2 separate regions of the Homo sapiens genome follow, and region 1 is linked to region 2. A link is an interaction called in ENCODE POLR2A ChIA-PET data of the cell type or tissue named here. Cell type or tissue: endothelial cell of umbilical vein. All regions are shown on one strand. Each heading gives the region's core, and the rest is flanking DNA. Links, peaks and the distances in the headings are about the cores only.

Region 1 (9,282 bases), core at 2,376-6,375, 400 kb after region 2:
CAGAGGAGAAGGCAGTGTAAAGACGGGAGCAGAGGGATATGAAGATGCTGACCCTCAGGGTTACAGTGATGTGGCCACAAGCCAAAGAATGCCCATAGCCAGCGGAAGCTGGGAGCACCAAAGACCAGATATCTTTTGAGAGCCTCTGGAGGAATCACAGCCTTCCTGATACCCTGATTTCAGCCTAGTGAGAGTCATTTTTGGACGTCTCACCTCCAGAATCATCAAAGAATCAATTTCTCTTGTTTGTTAAGCCACTAAATATATGGAAATGTGTTATAGAAAAAGGAAACAAATACACTGACCTTCAATGTTTTGAATCCTTAATGGATGGAAATAGGAAAAACAAAAATTGATATTTGAAATCTGCCCCAAATTTAGTCTTTGTCACTGTGAGAGATGAAGTAACACTCATCTTTTTCATTATTTCTTTTTAAAAAAAATCTCTTTGGAGATGCACCCTTGTCATGTAAATGCAATGAGGCATCAGCTTTTTGTCCTTGGGGTATCTACAGGAGCAGATGGAGTCATCCACATTTCAAAACTAAGATGATACTTTTTGATGTTGAAAATTTCTGTCCCAGGGGCCCTAGGGTATGGAAGCAGGGAGGGAAAGACACCTCTGCCAAATATGGTTTTAATGAGAGGAAACCATTGATGTCGCCTAGCATTAAGCTGTGAGATTTGGTTTGTGAATGTGGGACCAGAGTTGAAGATTAAAATCGCTAAACATTCTCTTGTTAACTGGGAGAGGGACCTCGTATTTGTGTTTTTTCTCCACTATGTGTCTCATAGGCATCTCAAACTGAAAATGTAAAACATAGATCTCTTGAATTCTAGCCTTCTTTCCTGACCATCCTCTGACTCCAACCCTAAACCTGCTCCTCCTGGAGTCTTGCCATCTGGTAAATGGCAATTGCATTCTTCTAGTGGCTCATGTGAAAGCTGCAGTCCGTCTTCACTGTTTTCCTTTTCCCGTCCTCTTCCTCAATCCTGAGCACGTCCTGCTAGATTTTCTGAATTCGGAGGTTTATCCAGTCCTGCCTCTTCTGCCCTCTCCCAAGCTGCTGTTACCTTTGTCTGGAGTGTTCCACAGCTTTCTACCTAACTGGCCTGCTTTTTTTGTTCTTATTCCCTATCGTCTGTTCTCCATGCTCAGCGAAAGCATTTCTGTGCAGGCTTCGTTGTTCCTGATTTAGTCGCTTCCTGGCTCACCTAAGGTCTTTAACATCCCTACTGTGGCCTAAAAGGTCTTCCTTGGTCCGGCCACCAGTGTCTCCCTGGCTTCACCTCCACACACACTCCCTTTTCCTTACCCTGTCTCCACTACTTCCTGATATGCCTGTGATACACCAAGGTGGCCTCCTGGCTTCCAGGCCTTAAAGCTCCCTCTGCTGGTGCCCATGCCAGGTGTCCTTGGGGCTCTCTTCTTAGATCTCTGTTCAAGGTCACCTTAAGGCAGAGGCCTTCTTCACCACCTGCATAAAATAGAGCTTCCAACCCCACATCATCACACCCTAGCACCTTTCTTGCCTTGTTTGTTCTTTATAAAGTAACTCACCTATTGGCATAATGGATATTTCCGTGTTGGAGAGTGGTAGCCTGTTTCAACCCCTCTAGAACATGTGTGCCATGATGGTGGGGCTTGATCTGGCATGTTCATTGTTGTTTCCCAAGTGCCTAGAACAGGGTCTGGTGCATAGTAGGCACTCTGTAAGCATTTGTCAAATAAATGAATGAATGAAAACAAAGGCCTACCGTTAAGTGGACTTGATCATATTTTCTCAGTGTTTGCTCTCTCTTTGGTCAGGCGTGAGAGCATGAACTTCTCTGTTACTTCTATCAAAATGTTTTGGTCCCTCTAGTCTCAGACCAGGTGACATTCAGCTGAGTTTTGCAGTGTGCATTTTCTTAGCAAGGTAAAGAATTGAACCAGATTGAAGGAACAAATCACACAGCAGGAAGGACTCTGAGAGACCAAAGATGAGTCACTCCAGGTCACTGCCTGGAAAGAAAACAGGAATGATAGAGGCGCACCACAGCCTGGATAGCAGGAGAGGGCCAGATCTCTGCCACCCCCAGGGTGTGGGTTTCACTGTGGAGGGGATGGGGAATTATAGGAAGGGTTGAACAGGGAAATTAAATTAGTTGTATTTCAGAAAGATCTCTGGCATCAGAATGAAGGGTGGATTGGAGGGGAGTTTTGCAGCAGGGAGACTGAGAGAGAATGAAAACAAGGCTGAGATTGTATTATCCTGTGTTCCTGACCAGGAGACCCCCCTCTCTCCTTGAGGGGCTGGACAAACAGGGCTTTAGAGCAGCCGATCCATGGCCAGAGGGCACATATACAGGAAGAGTGGAAGGGGTCCCGTGGCCACATGGTTCCAGTTTTCCTGGATGATCCTATTCCTAAGAGACGCGTTTATTCTCCATGTGTGGTTGCTAAGGGAGTAAGTCAATGGAATTTAAAGTTGACACCTTTGTAAAAGTTTCAAGTTTATATATTTACAAATAAGGGAAAAAATGTGCCAGACTTTGTTTCTGTTTGGAATTCTGGGAATATCGCCTTTGGATTATGGACCTGAAATCATGTCACCAACAGGAGATGCAGTTTGTGTGAACAAAGGGTAAAGCTTGAAATAAGATAGGATAAGACAGGATAAAGAACCAGGAGAGCTTTTTAAATAGGAGAAGCTATTTGAAAGCAGAAAGGAGAACAGGTTCAGAGGATACCAAAACCGGAGTTATCACAGAATGTTTGTCTGACCACTCATTCCTGCTGCCTGCCTTGGAATCTCTGGAGGAACTTCCCAGAAAAAAAAGAAGAGTGGAGACCACTCCACAGACCCACCGAACCTGAAGAGCCTAGGTGCAGGCGTGGGTGTGGGGGTAGAACTGGGAATCACAGGCTGGAGCCCAGCGAGCTAAGGCCCGAGGCAGCTGAAGGTCAAATTGGGAACATTTCTTACATCAAATCCTAAATGAGGTTCATGCTGATTAGTAGGAACTGTGTCAAATAGGTGAGCAGGCCTGTTCTGGGTTTCTAATTACGGTGTGGCTTTCATCTCCCTGAGCTTGTTGCTGCACTGTTGTTCAAATGAAAAATGGGAAACAGACATGAAAAAGAGCTGCTCCCCTAAGTGGGTCAGTGCAGGCTTCTTCCACCTTCTCCCACCTTGTTTTTCTAAAGAGTTACCTGGCTTTGTTCCCTCACTGATACTCACTGAGGCATGGCAGCCATTCCTTTGCCCTCTTTGGACAGGGCAGCATGCTGCCCATTTGGGACTGGCAGTAGAATAGTCAAGAAATTCTTTTTACCTTTTTCTGGCATTCATATGGCAAATGAATTTTTCGTGCAAAAAAGCTTCCTGTGATTGAGTCGGTCTGGTAGCACAGGTGACAGCTAATGCACCAGGAAGTGCCCTCAAGGGTCAGCCTTGGCCACAGCACTGCATGAAGCTCACGGTCTGGTGGGGAAGGGGAGCTGAAGCAGGCCCTTCACCCCTCTCCTACCAACACATGAAATGCCTGCCTCATCTTTCAGCCCAGGACCTGGTTGAAGAAAGATGCATATATAGCAATCATCTTTTCTTCCTTCCTTCACCCATCAAATATTCCATGAACATCTACTATGAGCCAGGCATCACGCTACACTCACGGTAGAGCACGAATGCCCTAGTTACCCCCAAAGAAATAATATGTGGGCGGGTGACTGGAGAAGTCAGTAACTCCTTTTAACATAGGGAGAGAGCTGGGCTGAATACCAGGGGCTATGCCAGCAGCCAGGGGAGGCCCCTGAAGAAGCCCAGGGACTTTGGACATGAAGTTTTGCCCAGCTGAGAGCTGAGGAGGATTAGCTGGGTAGCATCAGGAAGGTGAAACCTTCTGGACAAAAAATGACAAGTGCAGGATGGGGCACCGCTGAGGGCAGGGTCCCTGTAGAGAAGGAAAAAGCATCCCCCGCAGGCAGTGAGAGAAGGAGGAGGGTGAGAGGAGAGACCCGAGAGGGGAGCCACGGCAGATGGCCCAGGGCCTGGAAAGCCCTGCCGGTGACTTCGGGATATTTCTTAAGGGCAGAAGGAGCCAAGTTAGGGGAGAGCAGACCCAATTCAGGAGAATTCCTCACTTGGTTTCAGTTTTGACAAGAGGGTATCTGGGAGCAATGCAGAGACCAAAGGACCTCCATGGTTCACAGCTTTGTGGGATCCCCCCTTCCTTCTTGCCTGGCCAGGGCTCCTCAGCGGAGGTGAGGAGGAGTTGAGCTCCTGGTTTCATACTATTTGTGCTCCTCCAGTGAGGCTTCATTTGTCCATGGATTCTCCCCCACTGGAGTGAGTGCAGCACCCTGTTTAGAAGATCGGCAGAATCAGCAGATGGACACCCTTCTTCCTTTCCATAGACAGTTCTCTTCTTTGCTATTTTCCACCTAGCTCTTGGAGGCTGTTTCTCATTTGGTCTTTCGAGCAGCTTTTTTTTTTTTTTTTTTTTTTTTTCCCCACAAAATGTTCTTTTTGTCATCTTCTGCCTGTCACCGTTTTTCATCCTTTTTTTCCTGTTCTTTTTCATGGTGTCCTATTTCACTCTCTTAGGCACGCTCTATCTGATACTCCCGTTCTCTCACGCATCGCCAACCCCGTTTTTCATGTTGACCTTCGATTCCGGGCACTGTGCACCCGGGCTCATGCGTCCTCCAATTTCACATTTCCCACAGTCTTCCTCCCCCCAACTTTCTTTGCTTCCTCTCCTCTTCCCCTGGCGCCCCCTTGCCAGTTGCCATCCCTCTGTTTCACCCAGTGTCCGCTTTCTTCCCCGTGCGCAGCCCTGTGCACCCAGACTGCGATTCCCTCCTCCCGCAGCTGCGCCATCCCCGGACCCTTCCTGCTGGGCTGCTTCTCCACGGAAGGTCCCCATGGGTTTCGCCTCCAACACTCAGAGCCCACATGGCCGTTGTAGAGAGGATAAGATAATCAGATGCACCTTTTTAATTATTTATTTTTCATTTCACTTAATAAGCACATCTTGAAATTGAGCTGCAGTTTCACTCGTAATAGATCATTTCCCTTAGGGAACCCACATCCAACCCCGGTTGAAATTCTCTCCGTGCGCAGTGCAGGGAAGGAAGACACTAGGTTTCAGGTGTCTTTCTTGAGATCCAAACATGTTACGTCCTAATGTAAAGTGCGTGGGTCTGGGAGTGTGTGTTTGTGAGAGGAGTGTGTAAGTGTGCATACTTTGTCCCTTCTGTAATGTGCTTGGGTATAGTAGGGTATTTGTGTTTTGGGGGGAGTGTGTATGTGGGGGAAGATGTGTATGTGTTTGTGTGTTTATGGGGAGTGTGTATGTGAGTGTGTTTATGTTTGTGTAGGGAGTGTGTATGTAAGTGCTTGTGTATGTGTGAAGAGCGTGTATGTGGGTGGAGTGTTGATGTGATTGTGTGTGTGTTTGTGGGGCATGTGGGGGGGACTGCGTGAGTGTGTGTATGTGTTTGTGGGTCATGTGTGTATTTGTGGGACATGTGTTAATGTATGTTTTTGTGTAGAGCATGTGTGTGAGTGCTTGTGTATGTTTGTGTGGGAAGTGTGGATGGGGGGAGTGTGGATGTGTGAGTGTGTGTGTTTGTGGGGGGAGTGTGGATGTGAGTGCTTCTGTGCGTGAGGAGTGTGGATGTGATCGTGTGTGTGTGTGTGTTTGTGGGGCATGTGTGGGGGACATGTGTGAGTGTGTGTATGTGTGTGGGGCATGTGTGTGTTTGTGGGGCTTGTGTGAGTGTGTGTGTGTTTGTGTAGGGAATGTGTATGTGATCTTGTGTGTGTGTGTTTGTGGAGCATGTGTGAGTGTGTGTATGTGTTTGTGTGGGACATGTGTGTGTTTGTGGGACCTGTGTGTGTGTGTGTGTTTGTATAGGGAGTGTGTATGTGATCTTGTGTGTGTGTTTGTGGAGCATGTGTGAGTGCTTGGTGGGGGAGGAGGTTTCTATCTGTCTATGAGTGATAGGCGTGATGGACATGTAACACTTAGCCCAAGTGAATGTGAAGACCACAGAGGGAAAAGGGAAGAGCAGCTACTCAAAGGGGCTGATGATTTACCTAACTCTCCCCTGGTCCACCCCAAGAGAAGGATCGGTTGTGAAAGTTCCAATTACTAGAAGTGTGATGGCCACTCCACCAGCCACCTGGAGCCCAGTGGAAGGAGCGTCTGCAGAGAGGCCCTGCCTGCCATTTGTTCTGGCCCAGCCACGGGCAAGCATCTCAGGAAAAAGGGATTTCCTGGAACAGTGCAGCAGCAACAGGACTGAATTGTGGGTTGAGTCCCGAGGATCTCCTCTGGCTCCTCTAGGCCCAGAGGCCTCTTCTGCTCCAGGCTGGGGTCCTTTCCTAGGGCACAATGACTCGGGTGCCCCTAGCTAGTCTAGTCATGGAAGATTGTAAATATAGCTTCTCATGTCGTCGAACTTTTAGAGGCAACTGTAGGAAAACAGTAGCAGGCAGGTTTCATCATGCAATGATAATGCTATTTTTATGTATAGCTTATTGAAACCTGATTATGTGGCAGCCAAGAACTAGATGAAGCTCATTATGCACACTGTGTCATTTAATGTTCAAACAGCCCTGTGCGATAGATGCTGTCATTTCCCTTCCTTTAGAAATGAGGAGACCAACTAACCCAAGGAAGGTTGCACATTGGTAAGTGGCAGAGCCAGAGTTTGAATTCAGAAAGTCTGACTCTTCACAGCCTCCCTCAAACACTAAGCTTCCCCTTATGAGCAAAGGATCAGGTTAACCTGACTCAAAGGACTGTATCCCAATTGCCAGCACAGGCATGGGCTCAAGTTGTTGTAGAGACAGAAGCCTCCTTGGAGGCCACCTAGCCAGTGATTCTCAGCTCTGCTGCGCATTGAGATACTTGGGGTATTGTTAGGCAATACCAACGTTGAGGTCCTCCTCAGAAATTCTGACTCAGTTTACTGGGGGTAAGCCCATGGTGTCTTTGTTTTTTTTTTTATTTTTACTCCTGGATGTTTCTGTTGTTTACCCATGTTGAGAACCACTGTCCTAATTTACAGATGGGAAAACATGAAACTGAAGAGGTTAGCTGGCTTATCCAAGGTCATGCCGCTGGTTAAGCACAGTAGCAAGGACTAACCCAGATCTCCCATCTCTCTTCCAGGGCGCTTTCTCTTGCCCCTTGATGAAAGACAAATCTTTCCTTATGTGTGTGAGGGAACAAAATACAATATGGTGGGTAAGAGTTTGGACTGAGACACCAAATGGGTTGGAAAAATCGCTGTGTAATCTTGGGTTTTATGTGTTCTCTGGCTTTGTTTGTTGTTGTTGTTGTTGTTGTTTTCCATCTGTAAAATGAGGAAATAATAAATCCTGTCTGGCGGGATTCTTGTTAGGTGATAACATGAGATGATACCATTAAAAAGTGCCATAATCTAGCTCAGCATATGGTCATTGTTTTTGCTGTGTGGAAAGGACCATCCATTAGACATCAGCCTCACTGGGCATTCTCATGAGCTCAGATGGCAATAGTCAGTAACATCAACTTTGCGTTTTCAAAAGTAGCACACAATTAAAGAATACATTTCTTTATTTGACTATGAACTCATTAAGGATGATGTGTGCTATGTAAATGCACTCTGCACAAGTTGACGTCACCTGTGGAACCTCGGTGACGATGGCTGATGGAATGTCTGGCCATTGGTTTGGCTGAGGTAGAACCAGCATCTAAATCTACTGTTGCCATGTTGTCCTTCTAACTTGTTGTCACAAATGGGGACACTTGCTGTTCTTCCACAAGTTCTTCTCAATCTCATCACTAAGACAGATGTGAAGACATTCATAATGCTGATCACGGGTACATCTCTGACCCTGTGAACTCCCGAGGCCTGTTTTCCATGGGATGATTTACATCAGGAGACACGATTGTCTCCATCACTGGTTTCAATACCATCCAACAAAGATGCCATGGAGATTGGAGCTTACTCCCTAAGGACATTGTCTCTCAGCTCATGCAAACGCTACTCTTCCTGAGTTTCCCCTTGCCTCCCTGGACTCTGTCTAGACGGCTGTTTTATTCTCAGCTCCCCCTCCCCTGTTGGCCTACACATAGTCTTCTGTTCTTCTCACTTAGGCTACATGCTGTCCAGTGACCCACCCAGGCCTGGGGCTTTACCTGCAGTGCTTTCACCCATGATAGTGATATCTTTATATCCAACACCGGCAAAGCTATGTTTGTGGGAACCTAATGGAATCTCCTCTCAAAAGTGGCACAATGTATTCAAAATTAAACAAATCATCTTGCCCCACCTCCCTTACCACCCCAAATTCCTCTTGCTTCTGTATCAGCAGTCTTGGAGTGGTAAAACCCAATTCTCAAGATAGATAGAGGACTAGAGATCGTCCTTGATTTATTTCTTTCTGTAGCACTCCTCATTCAGTCATCTGTTCCTATAGATGCCCGTCACTCACGATTCCCCATCTTTGCTGTCATGGCCTTGCTTCAGCCATTTATCCCATTTACCTAACTTATTGCCTTCCTACAGCCTGTGTCCTCCACTGTGCATCCTGTGTCACATGGTCACAGTAAAATAAGAGCAAACATTTATTGGGTCCTTTCCATGTGACAGGTACTAGGCTTAACTTACAGAATCTCATTTAAATCTCCCAACAATCTTAGGTAGTAGATATGAGTGTGATATGAACAATTTTAGGTGAGGAAACTGAGGCTCAGGGGGGGTTTAGTCTTGCTGAAGATCATCCAAATAAAAGATGGGGCTTGAACCCTTATCTACTATTGGAAGAAGCCCGACTGTGGGGCTGTTCCATCCCTAAGAGGCTGAGCTCTCTCTGCTTTCTCAAAAGCATCCCTCTGCTAAGTGCTGCTTCTTGCAGAGGTCTTCTTCTTTTATTTCTTTTTGGGCTCTCCTGTTTCCTTGGAAATGTTGATTTCATTGCATTTTCCTAATATTTCATGCTTTAATTTAATTTATTTGATACTACTGTACAGTGCCTTGAGCACCTCAGAGGAAGTGAGAGTTTTATAAATAAAATAATTATTACAGCTTGCTCTGATGGCAGCCCCTGAGCTATTTAGTAGATATATCAATTACTCTCAGTGTTGAAAATTTTCACCTAAAGCTCTTTATGGCCCAAGTTTTCCTTGGCTTTTAATGCTCTATCCTGCTTGTTGTAGTTTTGACACAATCATGTAGCACTTTTCTTTACTATCCCCATCAGAAGTGAACAGACAGCAGCTCAGCAAAAGTGCCATATAATG
Region 2 (9,282 bases), core at 2,857-6,856:
TGGGCAACATAGAAAGACCTTGTCTGGGAGGCTGAGGCAGGTCAATTGCTTGAACTCTGGAGACGGAGGTTGCAGTGAGCCGAGATCACGCCACTGCACTCCAGCCTGGGCAACAGAGTGAGACTCCATCTCAAAAAAAAAAAAAAATTAGCTGAGTCTGGTGGTATGCACTTGTGGTCCCAGCTACTGGGGAGGCTGAGGTGGGAGGTTGGCTTGAGTCCTGGAGATCCAGGCGGTGGTGAGCTGTGATCACAGCACTGCACTCCAACTTGGGTGGTGACAGAGCAAGACCTCTGTCTCACACACAAAAAATTGCTATAATCAGGGATTATCTCATCTCAGGAAAAAGAGGAAATTATGTTCAAGATGAAGAGAGAAAACGGGCTAGTCATCTGATTTACTTTACCTGACCATAACACATAGTCCTAGGGTACTGGGTGAAATTTATGGCCAGTAAATTCCCAGCTATTAAAAGGAAACGCTTCTTTGTCTGCTATGCAGTTGACCTCCGAGGAAGATCAGTGAAGCAGAATCAGGGACTATGTTTAGAAACGGGATCCAGCAATTTTATGATTCATAAAAACTTGGCTGATGATGTGGCTTAGAGCAAGGGCCTCAAATGCCACCTCAGAGCCCTGAGCCACATCCCATGCCTTCAGCAGGGGCAGCCTGTCTTTGGGATGCTGCTCCTAATTCCATACATTATCTCCTTCAAGGAAAGGGGCGTCATCTCCGAAACAGCTACATCTCCTTTGTGATTCCAGTTTCCACCCAATAGGCCCAGTGCAGTGACTCCAGCTCCTTCCAGGTAGCTGCAGCTCTTGCCACCAGAAAGATCACTTCTTTCTTTGGTTCTTCAGTCTTAGGCCTGATGGAGATGTCCTGTCATTGCTAATCTCTGTGTAGTCTCATCATCTCTTTCACTTCTCTGGAGGCTTTGTAACCAATTCTCTTACCAAATTCCTTCTACTGGAGTCATGCATGGACTCCAACTGTCTAGCTCTTCAACGATATACCAGGTCACACCGTTTTCCCAAGGGGTTTTAACCTGTCACCCTAAATAGGACTGATATGTAGCTGCACAGTCTAGGCAAACATGAGTGAAAGAAGATTTGGGCACTGATTCTCTTCCTGCCCTTCTAGAACCCATTTCCAGGCGTGTTAGGTCCATATTCAATGCCAGGTGAGACGGGGCTGAGTAAACAGAGGTTTCCATTAGCTCAGGGGAAGTGGAAAGTATCAAGCCCTGACATCGTCCACTGGAGACACTGATGTGAGTTGAAGTTAAATCCTCAGATGGTTATTATTATTATGTTTGTTTTTTTCTTAACAGGATGCTATTCCCAAGGTATACATATAAAAGCAGGATTCAAAGTCATCTAATTATTATACAAAGAAACAACCAGAGTAAAAGTAGTGGGATGAAGATTAGTAAAATGTGCCAGAATTGAGGAAAGAAACCCACCCCAACATTAGAATGCAAAGAACGTTTTAAAAATGCCATTATGGAAAGTATATTCTAGGGATAAAATGGATAAGTAGATAAAAGATTTAATGTTTAGCTATTATTCTACTAACTTCAAATTTTCAACAGAACTCCATTGAATAGTCTATGTTTCTAAATGGAGCATATTTCGAAGAATCTCCAGATGGTCACCGGACACTACAGGGCTCCGCTGAGAGCAAGTAGCCTTACTTAAGCAACAACTAGGGAAGCCCAAGATTTAAGTTCAACAGAGACTATTTTAGTCAGTTTCACTCTATCCTCGTCGGTGGCCAGTAGTAAGCTTCATTTAAATATATAGCTACAAATCATACCATTCTTTTCATTTTCTTTTTTGATCCTTTAATACAACTTCTGTCTTCCCCCTCCCCCCCGCCAACCCCGCTAGCTAATTGTAGCAAACTCTGATGATGTGGGCTAGTGATATGGCCATATTTCATTTCTGGCAAATGGATGTTATTTACATTTGAAAAAGTGAACCATACTTCACTTTCATTATGAAACACTGTCTTCAAAGCAACATCCCCAAAGCTCTTTTAATGAGAGAGGAGAGGGAGTGAGAGACTGTTTCTTCAGCAGGAAATAACTGTCCCCAAACTTACCAGTTTGGTATACTTACAGTTTTCTGCCTATTTTCTTTTCTCTCTTTCTTTCTTTCTTCTTTCTTTCCTTCCTTCCTTCCTTTTTTTCTTTCTTTCTTTCTTTTCTTTCTTTTGAGACAAACTTTCACTGTGTTGCCCAGGTTAGAGTGCAGTGGTGCAATCTTGGCTCACTGCAACCTCAGCCTCCCAGGTTCAAATGATTCTCCTGTCTCTGCCTCCCGAGTAGCTGGGATTACAGGCACACACCACCGTCCCAGCTCACTTTTGTATTTTTAGTAGAGAAGGGGTTTCACCATGTTGGCCAGGCTGGTCTCAAACTCCTGACCTCAAGTAATCCACCTGCCTCGGCCTCCCAAATTGCGAGGATTACAGGCATGACCCACCGTGTCCAGCCGTCTGCATATTTTCTTAAAGCCTGTACCGGCCTAGATGATTCATCAAAGAAGCCGTGACTCTTTGAACATGAGTGGGTCACCCATTTTTACTAAGAGAAGGAACCACCCTCAATAACTCCATTTCATCTTTGAGAAGTTTGGTCTAGAGTCATCCAAAGAAAATAAAGCATACACTTCTATGGATATTATTTGGATTAAATTCTTTGAAAACCTTCACACCTTTATGATTCCACTTAGAACATGCTGCCATTATGAGAAGGTTGACAGCTGCACACCCCTGTGCATAGGCAGGATTGGAGTCACACATCTTACTGTGCTCTCCATACTCTGGTACTGTTCACAGGCATATTTATAAGACCTCTAAAGAACTGCTTCAGGCTTTCAGGGAATGAGAAATTAATTCCGTGTTCATCGTTCCAAGAGAAGTATTTCTGGGGCTGCAAAACCAATACCACAGAGGATATGATTGCCTGGTGTTCTGGAACCTGAGAGCAAACAAAAGACAATATGCCATTTACACAGCTTTGCAGAGCTTATTCAAACATGCATTGGGACATGGACATTTTCATTAAGCTTACCAACTTTTCTTTCCTCTCTCTTTCCTTACCTCTTCTCTCTTCCTCCTTTTTTTTCAACTCATTTGGAGAACACACTAATATTTGTAACAATGCTATTTTCCTGGAGTAAGAAATTCACAACCACATGAAACACACTTGTAAGAGGTTAGAGAGAAGCCAGCTCTTCCGTGGGAAGCTAGTTGCCTGAAAGTGCTCAAGATTTTTTTTTTTTTTAATGATTTTATTACTTGGCTTGTTAGGGCTTATTTTCATAGCTGCTACCAAACTTTATAAGAATATTCTTTATCCAGGTCATTAATTTACCTTGCTGAAATTGATAATCTAGGAAGCCAGAATCCATTGAAATCTTGATCCCAAATGGATTTATCTCTTCAGGAAGGGATCCAAGTTTCATTTTATTTTTAGTGCTTTTTAAGGTATTCTTCACAGGAGGGAGAGAACGATGTGAGAGTGTTAATGAAAAAACTAAATAACTTTCCTAACATGAACCCATCATCTGAAAAGCAGAACCTAATTTTGAATTATTAAAGGAGGCTGGATCACAACTCACCACTGAGAAATCGAGGGAGGGAAAATGGTGTTTGGGAAGTCCAATTATTTCTGAACCAGAGACAGTCTTATTAAGTTGGGCAGAAAATTAATTAGGCTAATTAGAAAACCTCATTGGAATTCAGCAAGGAGTTATGAGAAGAAGCATGACAACACTGGAAGTGTTGATAGAGGGAGAAGGTTCTATGGGAGAGAAATGAGTTTTTCCGGAAGCAGATGCAGGGTGATTCATGCATATTGCGGTTGATCATTGGGTCACTTCGGATGGAAGCAGCAGCGTTTTTATAGACTTTCTGTTCCCAGTGGTGGGTCTTCACTGAGTATTAAAAATGATGTCTGGTGTATGTTGTAAGGGAAAAAAGAAAAAAATCCCTGAGATTTATTCCAAGGCTTCAGTGGGATTTTATATTTATTTTGGTATTTCCGATATGCTGGTTCATCAGCATGGCGCATTGTTAAAAAGTGCTGGGTGGGTGGTTTTTTATCTTCACGGATTTATGGAGTCCTTAAAACATCTGTTCCGTTCTGATTCCCCCGCTCAGTACAAAGACGTTAGTCAGGGGAAGCATCTCACACTGCACTGTTTCCACGCACTGACGTTGGCAGCGGCTAATAGAGATAACCCTGCTGAGACAGTCAGTGCTGTGTGGGGGCCGGGGAGGGGCCGGGGTTCCATCTCCGGGAAGAATCTCATGGGATCTGGGCCCTGCAACACAAGGGCCTTTGAAGTGAGACGAGGAGGAGCCTCAGGAAGGGTCGCCGGGGTGACTAAAGAAACCTGCGGAGGGAGCTAAGGAAACCTGTTCCAGGGGACGTTGGAGCGTAGGAAGAGGACTGTGCCCACGATGCTGGAGAATGATCTCCACGTCCCTCCTAAGCCCCTGTGACAGTGACGTCTTCCTTTCTGGGGCTCTAGGGAAAGGAGGAGCCTTCCTAGCTCCTGGGAGAGAATTATCAGGGCTGCTGTTGTTTTTGAGAAAATAGCTGCAACCCAGCCAAAACCACCGGGATGGAGGGACTCTTAAATAAGATGTTTCTCATGTGGGGTGGGCAGGGCAGGGGAAGCGGGGAGGACAGAACTCTTGATGAAAACTGGTGCCAGACTAAATCAGAGACGCCGTGAAAGTGGCAAGAGGCAGGGAGGAGAATCGACTTTGCAGGACCTGTTATGCGTTACGGCTTTTTCTGTGTGAACACATCCTATTCCTCACAGCAGTTCAGTGTAGTAGGCTTATTAGTCACATTTTACAGGTGCGGTAACTGAAATTCAGAGGGCTGAAGTCATTTAGGATCCACACCTAACAAGAAGCTGAAATTAAAACCCAAGGGTTACAGATGGAATGTTTTATATCCCCCTCCCCAAATTCCTATGTTGAAGGCCTAACTTTTAGCATCTGAATAATGGTGTTTGGAGATGGGGCCTTTGAGAGGTAATTAGGGCTAAATATAGTGATGAGGGTGAGGCCTGCGTGATTGGAATTAGTGCCCTCATAAGAGGAGAAAGCCGGGCACGGTGGCTCACGCCTGTTATCCCTGCACTTTGGGCGGCTGAGGTGGGCAGATCACCTGAGGTCGGGAGTTGGAGACTATCCTCCTGACCAACATAGAGAAACCCCATCTCTACTAAAAACACAAAAAAATTAGCCAGGCGTGGTGGCGCATCCCTGTAATCCCAGCTACTCAGGTGGCTGGGGCAGGGGAATCGCTTGAACCTGGCAGGCGGAGGTTGTGGTGAGCAGAGATAGCGCCATTGCACTCCAGCCTGGGCAATAAGAGCGAAACTCTGTCTCAATAAATAAATAAATAAATAAATAAATAAATAAATAAATAAATAAATAAATAATAAATGCAGAGGAGGAAGAGCGCGCATGCTCTCTCTGTCTCCTCTCTCTGTCTCTCTCTTCACTATGTGAGGATACAATGGGAAGGCAGCTGTCTGCAAGCCAGGGAGAGATCCCTGATCAGAGCCCAGCCATGCTGGCATGGCACCTTGATCTTGGACTTCCAGCCTTCAGAACTATAAGAAAATGAATTTTTGTTGTTGAAGCCAACCTGTGGTTGGCTATTGTGTTTTGCTATAGCAGCCCAGGCGGACTAATACACCAGGTTCATTTGTTATCAAAGCCCCAGCACTTTCGGCAGCACCCTAGCGCCTCAGGAGCGCCCTCTTTGGTATCTGAAGGAAATGGACACTCTTTGCCTAGGTTCCCATGTGGCTCAATAGAAAAATAGTACAAAGAGCCCTTAGAAAAGTTCCTATGGTCCCAGGATTGTGGGAATTGTCTCTGCTTATTTGGAGAAGGACCCTATTTTCACCCTCTTCTGGGGCAAGATAAAAAGGATCACAGGATTAAAGTTGGGATACCCAGGGGTGGAGACAAAATGACGACAGAGGGTTTGAGTTCTACATGTTCTTCATCCCCGTAGCATAGGGACATGGACAGATGGGCAGTGTGGGCTGCATGCAGGCCAAGGGCAGGTTGGCGCTGAATACTGGAAAATGACGACCCGAGCTGGAGGACCTGAAGCCGGGCAGTCTGCTCCAGCTCCCCAAGTCCAGCAGGTGTGACGGCCCTGTCGCCCTTCCCCTTCCTTGGCGTGGGCCTCTCCTGAGGCCGTCCTTTTCCAATCACCAGGTTTGCCTGTCAAGTTGAGCCAAGTAACAAGACAGGAGTCAATTTGTTCTCCCCAATAGACTGCTCCTCTGTCTATTCCCAGACTCCCAGGTGACCCCATTATGATAATGCCCAGCCTGACTGCTCTTAGAACAGGCCTGATGGAGAACTGAGAGCTTCCTTGAAATGTGAATCACAGAGAGGCTGGCAGCCCATGGCTCTGTCCCCTGCTGGCTCTGGACAGGAGCCTTCTGCCTCCCCATTGTCACCGCTGAGCGATGCCATGTGCTTATTCATGCTGCCTGCTGCTGGCAGCCCGGGAATGTCGCATCATGCCATCCATTCAAACAACGGGCTCGGTTCTGCTGACACCCAGGGAGACAGGCGGATTCAGGGTGTGAAGTGTGTTGCCATCACTTTGGCATCCCAATCTGAACTCAGTCTTTAGAGCAGGGGCTGGTTTTATGGTCCTCAGGTAGGGGATGGTGCCCCCACACCAGATCTCCATAAACACACCTTTACATAAAACCCAGGCAGCCTGACTGCCAAGCTTTGGTATAAAAAATTAGCAAGTCAGTCAGTCAACTGGATATTTGATTTAACATCAAATATTTTAGTCTTTCCAAATATTTGGATATGTTAATATTATGATAACCCAACCAAAGAAATGTGGTGATGCAAGATTGAGTGTCTGAATAATTTTCAAAACAGTAATATTCTCTACCCTGGCAAGAACTCCACCCCACGTGCACCCACTAGTCATTGAATCAATGCAGGTCGTTGAAGAGTAGTTATATAACACTTAGCCAAGACTAAAGCTAAATTTTGAGATAATTTAAAACACAGAGATTAAATGTATGCCACACATGATAAGCTGTTCAGTTTAGGGGATTATATTATCCAAGTGATTTATAGCCTTACACAACTTACTTTGTGTTTCGGGAGTGATAAAATCCCTATACATGTCTGAATCTAGAATGGGAAGCTGAAGAGCTCTGGGTACTACAAACCCCAGGGATCCTCATTCCCAGGCCCATGCTGCTCTGCTTCTTATCCACAGGCCCATCTCTCTCTCTTTTTTTTTTTTTTTTTTTTTTTTTTGGCATTGCTTAATGATTTCCTTTTCCCCTCCATTCTGTACGCTGCTTTATATAGTGCATGTCCCTGTAGTTCCAGGATAATTTATTATTTAATTATGTAACCATTACATAATTCTTCAGCTTTAGCCTTCAATGTTTTCATTGTTGTTAATATAACTGCTATCAAGACATGTAAGTTTTATTTATCGTTTCCATTGAGGAGCAATAATTATGTAACTCTGCAATTCTGCAACGATTATTTCTATTTGTTTAATTACATAACTATAACAATATTAAACCTCTAAAACATTTGGTGATAGATTTATGGTGAAGATGCTAGGAGACAGCAATAATAATGATGTATCAGAGTAATAATAAAACTAAATAATAGCATTAATATTAATATTAATGGCCATAACAGTAATAAGCGGCAACATTACCACTTGCTTTTTGTTCACACTGTATTTGGTCTCTTTAATAGATTTCTTCCCAAATCTCTGTGGTTAATTAGCTATATAACATTTGGTACTCAGCAGTGGGTGCAACTTCATTTCCAGACTTTACCTGGCAAAGCTGTGCTTTATAGAACACCAGATGGAACCGGTCTCTTTTGTCCTTTTTTATCAGGCTTGGAGAGGGCAGATTTCCTTCTTCCTCATGTCACCTGGGGACTTCCATAGACAGGATACCCTGTGTTGAGAGACACAGGTGTTGTAGAATCCCAAGAACCCGAGATGTGTTTGGAAAGCAGCTGTCGAACTGTTGGATGAGCCGTTATGGTGGAGAGAGCATGGGGTTTGGATTCCAACAGATCTGGACTGAATTTTGGCTCTGCCACTAACTGGGTGACCTTGAGCAAATTACCTAACCTCTGTGGACTACAATTTTCTGATATCAAAAAAGGGGATAATTATATAATACAGTAATGTCTGCATTGCAAGACTATTGTGAGAATTAAATACAATCATGTGTGCAATTACATGGGGTATAATTGATGCCTGTTGACAGCTATGTTTTGGAGCTACCAGTTGATGAGATTAATGGGAGAACATGACTCGAAGTTGCTCCTTCCTATAAATCACCTTGTCCTCACCCTCCCAGGAGCTCCCTTCTCACAGATGCCCCAGAGACATCATAACAGTTAAAGAGAGCTAACCTCTAACACAATGAGTGATCACTATGTGCTGGACAAGTCACACACATCATCTGATTAAATCATCACAGCTATCCTATAAGGGAGCTGTGATTATTTCATCCAGGTGAGGCTTGAGAACCAGGAACCTTAGAAGACATGCCAAAGTTCTTGCCGCTCACTGGTAGTGGAACCCAGCCGGCGCTTCTCCAGTTACACTGTGTACTCCCTGCAGGCGCACATCCTGAAAGCCACTTAAAGAATGCTCTGTATGAGAGCCGTCCTCCTGGGACAAATCCACTCCCTGCTTCTCCTGGTGCCCATACCAATCCATTCTCCACAGAGCAGCCAGCCCGATCACCTTAAAATGCAAAGCTGATGCCATTATTGCCCTTCTTCAACCCTCCAATGGCTTTCCGTTGCTCTGAAAGTAAAACCAACCTCCTAAATCTAAATACCTTTATGATTTGACTTCTGCATATCAAACTCCCCTCCTCTCACTCTTCATTACAGACCAGGGCGCCACACCTTCTGAGGCTACGCCAGGTTCAACCCCCATCTCTCTAGGGCCTTTGCACTCAGTTTCCTCTTCCTGGAAATCTTTCTATCTTATCATGTAGTATGTATTTTCTATCTTATCCGCTTATGTATAATCTCTTCTAGGAAAATTCCCCTCAAAGCTTCATGTAAATCAACCCAGCCCCATGTCCTGTATTCATTAGTACATGTCCTACTTATCTCATGTATAACATGGACCATGTATACAGCCATCTTCCTTATTCTTCTGATCATTTGGCTTTATGTCTTGTGTCCTTCACCAAAATATAA

Evidence for each region. ChIA-PET counts read pairs that join two places held together with the same protein. Peaks named below come from ENCODE experiments on the same cell type or tissue, not always from the same donor. Only the 100,000 strongest peaks of a DNase experiment are listed, where the experiment ranks them.
Region 1: POLR2A ChIA-PET joins it to region 2 with 7 read pairs; 2 of 35 experiments call an interaction of 5 or more read pairs at or near these places.

The regions. Positions count from the first base shown.
Region 1 is chr11:132,156,903-132,166,184 of GRCh38, forward strand. The region is part of intron 3 of NTM (neurotrimin); the gene reads left to right. Among named protein-coding and RNA genes, the nearest start is that of NTM-IT, 120 kb to the right of the region's middle. In endothelial cell of umbilical vein, for the core only: no CTCF peak of the experiment used is centred there; no DNase peak of the experiment used is centred there.
Region 2 is chr11:131,756,392-131,765,673 of GRCh38, forward strand. All of the region lies in intron 1 of NTM (neurotrimin), which reads left to right. Among named protein-coding and RNA genes, the nearest start is that of NTM-AS1, 97 kb to the left of the region's middle. In endothelial cell of umbilical vein, for the core only: no CTCF peak of the experiment used is centred there; no DNase peak of the experiment used is centred there; H3K27ac peaks cover 218 bases.